2 separate regions of the Homo sapiens genome follow, and region 2 is linked to region 1. Evidence: chromatin loops called from intact Hi-C (ENCODE). Cell type or tissue: endothelial cell of umbilical vein. All regions are shown on one strand. Links, peaks and the distances in the headings refer to the core of each region. The heading gives the core; the rest is flanking DNA.

Region 1 (4,408 bases), core at 189-4,188:
CTTTATTCACAGTTATATTAATATTAGACATTTACTAGTTTTGAACCAAATACTTGAGACTATATTATTCAATCTAGTATATTAGTTGCTATTTTAAAAAATCACTCCAGCTGCATAAGTAGCACTCTAGCTCGTATTATATTAAATATTTTATTTTAATTGAATCAACTGATTAATTCATCTAAGACAAGTTTCATTTTCTATTAATTTGCCCTCTACTCATCTTCAATATATTGGATCATTCTTTTAGCATAATTAATTAAGCCAACCTATTGTTTTTATTTTAGACACAAACATATAGAATGAAATAAACCTTGGAGTATTCTATAGGCAAGGATCTGTCTTCAGTCCTGTGAACTCACATTCACTTTTAATTAAGTCCTTGGCATTTAAATGTATGTCCCTCCCTAGAACAGTGATTCTCTAAGTGTGGTCCCTGAACTATCGACATCAACAGCATCTAGGAACTTGCTGGAAATATAAAATCTCACCTCCCCCAAGACCCTGGAAACCAGACCTATTAAATCAGAAACTTTGGTGGTGGGGCCAGGTTAGTGATATGTATTTTAACAAGTCTTCTAGGTTGATCTGATGCATGTTAAAGTTAGAAAACCACTGGCCTAGAATATAAGTGGCATGAGGCCTGAGGTCATGTCTCTTACTCACCAATGAATTCCCCAGTGCCTAGAAAAGTGCTTACATGTCATAGATACAGAATAAATAGTCACTGAATAAGTAAATAAATAAACATGCTTTTATCAATATATTGGAAAGAGGATTATGAGGACTAGCTCACAACTAGCAAACAAGAATAGGAGAGATAACAAACATAAACGACGATAATGTCAGAATCCAGAATGTTCTTAAAGCATGGTTTGATAGATCCAGTAAGAATAAATTTACCATGAGTGACATCAATTTTTGTATATTTGGATAAAAAATGCTTCTGCACTAATATATACTATGAATATATGATTTGATATAATATGAAAAAAATGAATTGGATTTTAACTTAAAATTCATTTGACATGAGTAAATAGTGGGTATAGCTGGAAGAAAACATGCTGATGTAATCTCTAGCTGCATTCTAAGAAGTGTGATATTCTATCTTGAACAAGGAAGGCTCCAATCCTCACTATACTGGTCAGACTTCACTTGAACTATTGAGTTCATTTCTGAGAGGAGAAACACACTAAAAGCATTAAAAGGGGAAATAACTATGATCCATCCATTTATGTTTTTTTAAAAAATAAATAAACGAAAACACTAGTAACTGGGACTAAACACTCAGAATACAAGCAGGAAAAAGACACAGTCACTGATTTTAAGGAGCTCACATATGACAGAGGAGCCAGGCACCTGTGACATATATGAAGCATGGAGCTCTCATCAGGTAGCGTGACTGCTATAGGGAAGGCTTGGTCAACAGGCTCTGTGGGTCAGGAAATTTACTGGTCTGAAAAACAATGTTCTTTCAGGCACAGTTTTAAAAATTGGAAATCTCCAGCCTAGAGAAAGTAGGCAAAGTAATAGCTGTCATAAAATATTTGAAGTGCTGTCATAAAGGTTCCAAGTAGCACATAGGATTGCGATGGACATAACTCTGGGAAGATAGAAAGTTTGACATAAGAAAAAACTTTCAAAAACTGAAAACTGCCAAAACTTGGAAAGAATTTCTTGAGGGAGAAAAAGGGAACATAAGCTAGAGACTACGCTAAGGAAGAATTTAGCTTTGGAAAGTGATTGGAGTTTATAACTTTTATGTTCCCCTTTACTTGGAGATTCTATATAATTTACTGTGTTTCTAGTTAGGACAGAGAGAAAACTAATTGGTTTCGTTTTCTTCCAGTTTATTTTAAAGGCAAATATCTTTTAAATGTCTTTAGTTTTATTTAACCCAGAAGTCCTTTGACTTAGGGTTTATTTAACCTAGAAGTCCCAAATTCAATAGGTAGAGGACAAGCGAGTCATGTAAAATAGACATCCAGGTGACAAGAGAAGAGTGGAGAAGGGTGAAGAGTGGAACTGGAGTATAGATCAAAACTTCAGGGTGGAAGGAAGCAAAATCTATCCATAACTCGGGGACAAATCTAGGAGAATGTGGACAGCCAGGCAAAGAAATATAGTTTGACATCAGAGGGGACTACTGGAGTTTCTTCAGTATAGGATGATGTGATGAAATCAGCATTTTAGGAAGACTAGGCTGTCAGTTAAGTACTGTGAGGATTCAACTATTAAATAGGAGCCAGATGTGAAGTTTAGAAAGTAAAGGTGGAAAAAGAGGGCAATACATGACCCATTGACAAACAAGGTTCATCAGGACTTGTTCACTGACTGCAATTGCAGTTGAAAAAAAAAGGAAGGATCCAAAATTATCGGACGATTTCAAGTCTGTGGACTAAGAGAATGGTGATACCATTGACAGAACAGAGGAGTTGGTAAGGTATTTTATGGAATCTAGATGCGAACATCCTGAAAGCATTTGAAAAGTTTCTGTGTCATTTCCTTCCTGATGATTTCCTCTTAGATTAGGAGAGATGCATTCCTGAAGAGAATGATTCAGAGATGTGCAGAGTTATAGCCCTAGTGAGTGAAAAGCTTTTCTTCCATTTCATTTCTATTGTCTGAAGAGACAATCATTAAACTACCTTAGCTTCTTATCACTTCATCTTTTGTTAACTTTCTATTTATTCTTTTAAATTAATAACAGCAAAATAATTTTTTGACGTTTTTAGATGTTGTCACTATTTCATTGTTGTTTGCAGCAAGTCATGCACTGGTTTTCAAAGTGAGTAAGTTTCTTTAAGGTCTTTAAAATTACATTATAATATTGTTTAGTTTTTTGTATATTAAATTTGTATATTAAAAATAATACTCTATGTTAAAGAGAATGTGGTATAATGGTATTTCTCTTACATGACCAGTCACTTCTTTCACAAAATATTTAATATGAAGAATTTCCTTCGTGTATAAAAGAAAATCACATATACTGTTAGCAATTTTCAAGTAATGGACAATCTTATCTCTTCCCTACCTACTTAGCCCCTATCTCAAATTATTTTAAAGAAAATTCTATACAGCATATTATCTCTAAACATTTCAGTATGCATCTATAAAATATATGAAATCATTTGAAAATATAATCACGATGTCATATTGCATCTAACAAAATTAAAATTCCAAAATATCATGAATACCCAGCTATCTTATAGTTCTATAATATATTTTTTGCTTCTAAATCCAAATTAGGTCTATACATTGTATTTTATTGGGATATTTCCTAAATATTTTAAAATCTATATATACTCCTCTGATATCTCTATTCCTTTTTTCTTTTGGTTAAAGGGACTGTATTTTGTCCTATAGAATTCTTCACAGTCTGAATTTTTCTGATTGCATCACCCATGGGTGTCATTCTACCGTTGTCTCTTTCCTCTATATTTCATTTAAGTTATTAGACAGTTGGAGTAGTTAAATCAGTGTCAGGTTCAATTTTCTTTCAGGCAAAATTACTTCTTAGGTGGTGTTTTGCCCCATTAGAAGATACATGATGTCTGGTTGTCCCTCTTTTTGTGATGTTAGCAGCCTTTGATGATTATTTTCATAGTGTAAATTTTTACACAAGACATTATTCACAAAGACAATGCTAAACATTTTCAGCACCTACATTGCTTTCATGGAGCTTTGAAAGAATTACCAATAATTTCAACTCTTCCTTATTTATCTCTTATAACATATTTTTGTGTCCTAAATAATTCATTTAACAAGTAATTTAAGAATAAAAATTTTTTTAATAATATAAAAGTTAGAAAACAGTATTTGGTTATTTGAATAATTATATACAGTAGGTGTGCAGTTTCACAGAGCTCATTTACCTGTAAGTATTTTCTGTTTCCTTTGTTTCTTCCATGTCATCAATTATTCCTTTAAATAAAGTCTTGCCATTTTTTGTCAAACTCATTCCACTGATGTTACAGACGGCGAATGTTCACTGACATTGGGAAGGCTGAAAGTTCTAATTTGCTTATTTATGTTTTAGTTTTCTACAGTGATCAAGCTGCCCTGCTGGGTTTTCTAGGTCGTTGATAACCTCAGTCCACACTTTGGAAATAAGAATCTCTTATTTCATATTCAATATTTTGTTTCCTAATATAATTTTATTTAAAATTTATACATAATTTTGACAACCAAAGTTTAATAATTTATATGTTCATAATAAGATAAGAATGTGACTTAAATTTTTGTTTTCATATTTCTTTGACTACCAATACACTTGGCTTATATTTGGCTCATATTCATTAAAAATGCCACTTCCATATAACTTCCTGCATTTTAAACATTTATTTGCTCTTTATCTCTGCATAGGTAAAGTACATACTTTTAGGTTCTTATATTGCTCATTTATGGA
Region 2 (4,408 bases), core at 232-4,231, 120 kb after region 1:
GAGCTAGAAATAATTTTTTTAAACACTGATAATTGTCAGTTATTACCAAAGTGCAGCCTAGCATATTTTGACTGATAAAAATGCAATTTTCCTTTATTCATATAAACAATTGTATTAGTTTGCTAAGGCTGCCATAGCAAAGTAACACAGACTGGGTGACTGAACAGAAATTTATGTTCTGATAATTCTGAAGGCTATAATTCCAAGATCAAAGTATTGGCAGGGTTGATTTCTTCTGACGTCTTTCTCCTTGGCTCATAAATAACCATCTTCTTCCTGTATCTTCACAGTCTTCCCTCTGTGGCCATCTGTGTCCTAATTTTCTCTTCTTTACCAGTCACGTTGGATTAGGGCTCACCCTAATGGCCTCATTTTAACTTTAAATACCCTATCCCCAAATACAGTCATGTTTTGAGATATTAGGGGTTAGGACTTCAAAATAAGAATTTGAGGGGACACAAGTCAGCCCATAATATTAATAGTAATGTTTGCTCACTTGATCTAGGCTGCATTATTTTACCTAACTTACCGAGCAGAAATATAAGCCTCTATTGTAACCATGATTTTGACCAGAAGCTAGTAATTAGTTTGAGATGATATCGTATAAGTATCTAAACCAACTTAATTCACCTGGCATTTGGGGTCAAAAAAATAGAATCATTTATTATTAGTTTTTGTAGGTCATCAATATCCAACAACTACATCCATGTGGATCCAAAACAACTATAGAAATGTGTATAATTGATCAAATAAATAGGATTTTTATTTCATTTAATAAAATATAACCTCTGCAAAAACAAAAACTGCATTTTTTTATTAAAAAAGACTGTGATAGTCAAATAAATACATTGAACAATTCATGAATGAGAACCAAAAATCCAAAACCTTTCACTGACTGGATTTGCATAGCCTAAGAATATTAAGTATAACTCCTCAGGCCGGGCGCAGTGGCTCACGCCTGTAATCCCAGCACTTTGGGAGGCTGAGGCAGGTGGATCATGAGGTCAGGAGATCGAGACCATCCTGGCTAACACGGTGAAACTCCGTCTCTACTAAAAATACAAAAAATTAACCAGGCATGGTGGCGGGCACCTGTAGTCCCAGCTACTCGGGAGGCTGAGGCAGGAGAATGGCATGAACCCAAGAGGCAGAGCTTGCAGTGAGCCAAGATTGTGCCACTGCACTCCAGCCTGGGTGACAGAGCGAGACTCCATCTCAAAAATATATATATATATATATAAAACTCCTCGAAGATGGCATTCATATGTGGGAGATGTCTCAGAAAGAAGCATACTTCTAGGATATGAATACACACACCTCCACAATTCTTATCTACTTAGCCTCATCATTACTACCCTACTAGTAATGGGTTGGATAACCAATGTCATTGAAAGAATTGCAAATTAAAAAAAAATTCTCAGTGCCCCAGAAAGCCACTAGAATTTGAGGTATAGGGAGGATGCTAAAGATAAGGGAGTAACAACTGTCACTAGTAGAATGATAGTAATCATTTTACTGTGTGGTAATAATAGCAACAATACCTGGAAAAATAACATCCTTGGATCATTCCAGAGATCTATGCGATAGTATTGAATTGCAGGCTTTTCTCTGATACTGAGTAGAGGAAGAGTAGCCCTCCCTACTAATGTTACTGTGGGAATGCAAATCATGAAAAAATATATATGGCCTATAAATACTGTGCTCAGGTCATTCAAAAAAAAAATTAAAACTCTTGTTCTACAAGTTGTAATTCATGGATGACTTGAATATGGAGGAGGAAATATAGTACAATTTAAGGAAAGAACTGAACTGGAACACATAACACATTCCTTCCCATAACACATTCACTGTGTTATGGTTTTCTGATTCATCTTCATGATAAATTAGCCAAAGGGTCTTGGGTGAGTCACTTAACCTCTCTGGACCCCAGTTTCCTCATTTATAAAGCCAGAAGCCCAACAAAAGAGCTACCGAGACTCTTGTCTGATTGAAGTAAGCAGTTGCAGAGGCAGAGCCTGCCTCTTTTGACCTATTTGCCCCCAGACTTTCTTCTGGCAATGCCAGTGTTCCTTGGGACCCCTCCTTGGAACTCAGGCTTCTCAAACCACTGAACATATCTCATCTAGAAATAATCTGTGGTCAATCCCATTACTGGATTTATATCCAAAGGGATATAACTCATTCTACTTTAAAGACACATGCATGCATATGTTCATTGCAGCCGTATTCACAACAGCAAAGACATGAAACCAACCTAAATGCCCATCAGTGGTAGACTGGGAAAAGAAAATGTGGTACATATACACTATGCAACACTATGCAGCCATAAAAGAAGAACAAGATCATGTCCTTGGCAGGAACATGGATGGAGCTTGAGATCATTATCCTCAGCAAACTAACACAGAAACAGAAAACCAAATACTGCATAATTCTCACTTATAAGTGGGAGCTAAATGATGAGAACACATGGACACATAGAGGAGAGCAACGCATACTGGGACATTTTGGAGAGTGGAGGGTGGGAGGAGGGAGAAGATCAGGAAAAATGAATAATGGATACTAGGCTTAACACCTGTGTGATGAAATAATCTGTACAATAAACCTCTATGACACAAGTTTACCTATGTAACAACCTGCACTGTACTCCTGAACTTAAAATAAAAGTTAAATTTAAAAAAGGAAAAATAAAAGCTCTCTGTGGTCCTCTCAGTCACTAAAATTCTGCAACCCATGTGAGATTATCTCATTATTAAGTTCCTAAGTATAAACTGACATTTATAGTTTGTCTGGAGATGCAAATTTGCCTAAATTTTGAGAGGGTCATTCATTAGTCAATGCTTTTCCAAACATTTAGATATCTGCTGTTCCCTCTCCTTGAAATTCTTTCTGTTCTCTTTTATTCTCCCTTCCCATAACACATTCACTATTTCTATTAGAAAAACTCCTGCTCAACATTACAAACCCTATTCAGGGTTTCCTATGTTCTCTATGAAGTGTTCCCTACTACCCCATCTAAACTTCTGCTGGCTTTCAATCCAATTCCTCCATTTTTCTTTCCTTTGACATTATCCAAACTTCTGTGTTTCCATGGACCTCAGTGTCCTGTGATTATTTCTTTATGTAACCACTTGTCTTTTTCTGGCAAAAAAAAAAAAGAACCTGTGTCACTCATCTTTACATCTCTGTTTGCCACACCTAACACTGTGCTTAATTGTTATTAGTATGCACTCAAGAGTTTTATTAGACTGACGAGATATTTTGAATATAAAGCAACTCTGTAATAGTAATGCACAGAAGCCAGTTAAGGGGTGAAACTGAGTTCACAGAAGCCCCCATATGGAGCTGAGTTCGTTAATTTAATAACAACCAGATCTGAATTCTTCCTTAATAGATTCAACACTGAGGAAGTGGGATGGGAACAGAGGTGGGCTAAGGAGTGATCTTTAGCATTGCTATATTACAGTATTGAAAATAATATTTTCCCCTTGTAAAACTTTTGCTTTATTCATTTCTCTTTAGTCATTATTATTTTTTCTGGGAAACTGAAGGCTCTTATTTGAAGATTTTTTTTTTTCTGGAGTACCCACCCTGGACTTGAGCATGATGTCCTAGAACAAAATATTCCCAGGAGAAACTTGAGTGAGGAGACAAAAACAAGGTCATTTTTAAAACAGCTTCAAAAGTTAGCCTGCCTCCAAGTTTTTTCCCAGAAGCAGAACCCAAACGCTAAAAAAGGATAATCTAGGTTAAACCACTGACTCCCGAAATGTAGTTGCACGTCTTACATGCTCATTGTTCATTATTCAAATGTGGAATACATCGACTTTTCTCTGGGAGTGAGAGAGATGGGACTATAAAAGTATGCTATTAGTGCTAATTATACTTTGCCTTTCACCTTGTTAGCAGAGCAAAGCTAAAATTTAACGTGATCGACAGGCAGTTTGACTGGGTATTCTTTATTTTAGTAGCCTATGATTTTTCAGTTTTAACTAGCAGAGAAAATAATCAATTTGATGAGGATAAAACATCAAAATGAAATGAAAATATTACAGTTATTATAAGTTAAAGCACATCAGTAGCTGATTTAGCCATCACCTGAAACACAACAACATCCTGGTAGCAGAATTCAGATTATTTAGTGAGAAAGTCTTGACTTACACTGGAAATCCGTGGTGAGTATGATGTAGTGACTTTGCCTAAACAGGAAATTGCAAAGAGGGGAGAGTAGAGGAGGCCTGCTGGTTACTGTGCAAGTAGAGTCACAAGTAAATTGACAATGTTTTGGTCTTCTTATTTCTTGGCCAGTGCAGACAAAGGTCTAGGCAAGAAGTCAAAGCCAGATGACTAAATAATTATAAATCTTCCTAAATTCGAAATCTCTATAGTTAGTGGGGAAGCAGCTGACCAG

The links. Hi-C counts contacts between places; a loop is a spot of excess contacts. Peaks named below come from ENCODE experiments on the same cell type or tissue, not always from the same donor. Only the 100,000 strongest peaks of a DNase experiment are listed, where the experiment ranks them.
Region 2: it touches region 1 in a loop (2.5-fold over the local background); 1 of 110 quality-filtered maps calls a loop at or near these places.

Annotation. Positions count from the first base shown.
Region 1 is chr1:215,280,237-215,284,644 of GRCh38, forward strand. No RefSeq gene overlaps it. Among named protein-coding and RNA genes, the nearest start is that of KCNK2, 200 kb to the left of the region's middle. In endothelial cell of umbilical vein, for the core only: no CTCF peak of the experiment used is centred there; no DNase peak of the experiment used is centred there; H3K27ac peaks cover 845 bases.
Region 2 is chr1:215,403,495-215,407,902 of GRCh38, forward strand. No RefSeq gene overlaps it. Among named protein-coding and RNA genes, the nearest start is that of KCTD3, 160 kb to the right of the region's middle. In endothelial cell of umbilical vein, for the core only: no CTCF peak of the experiment used is centred there; a DNase peak (open chromatin) is centred at 1,877.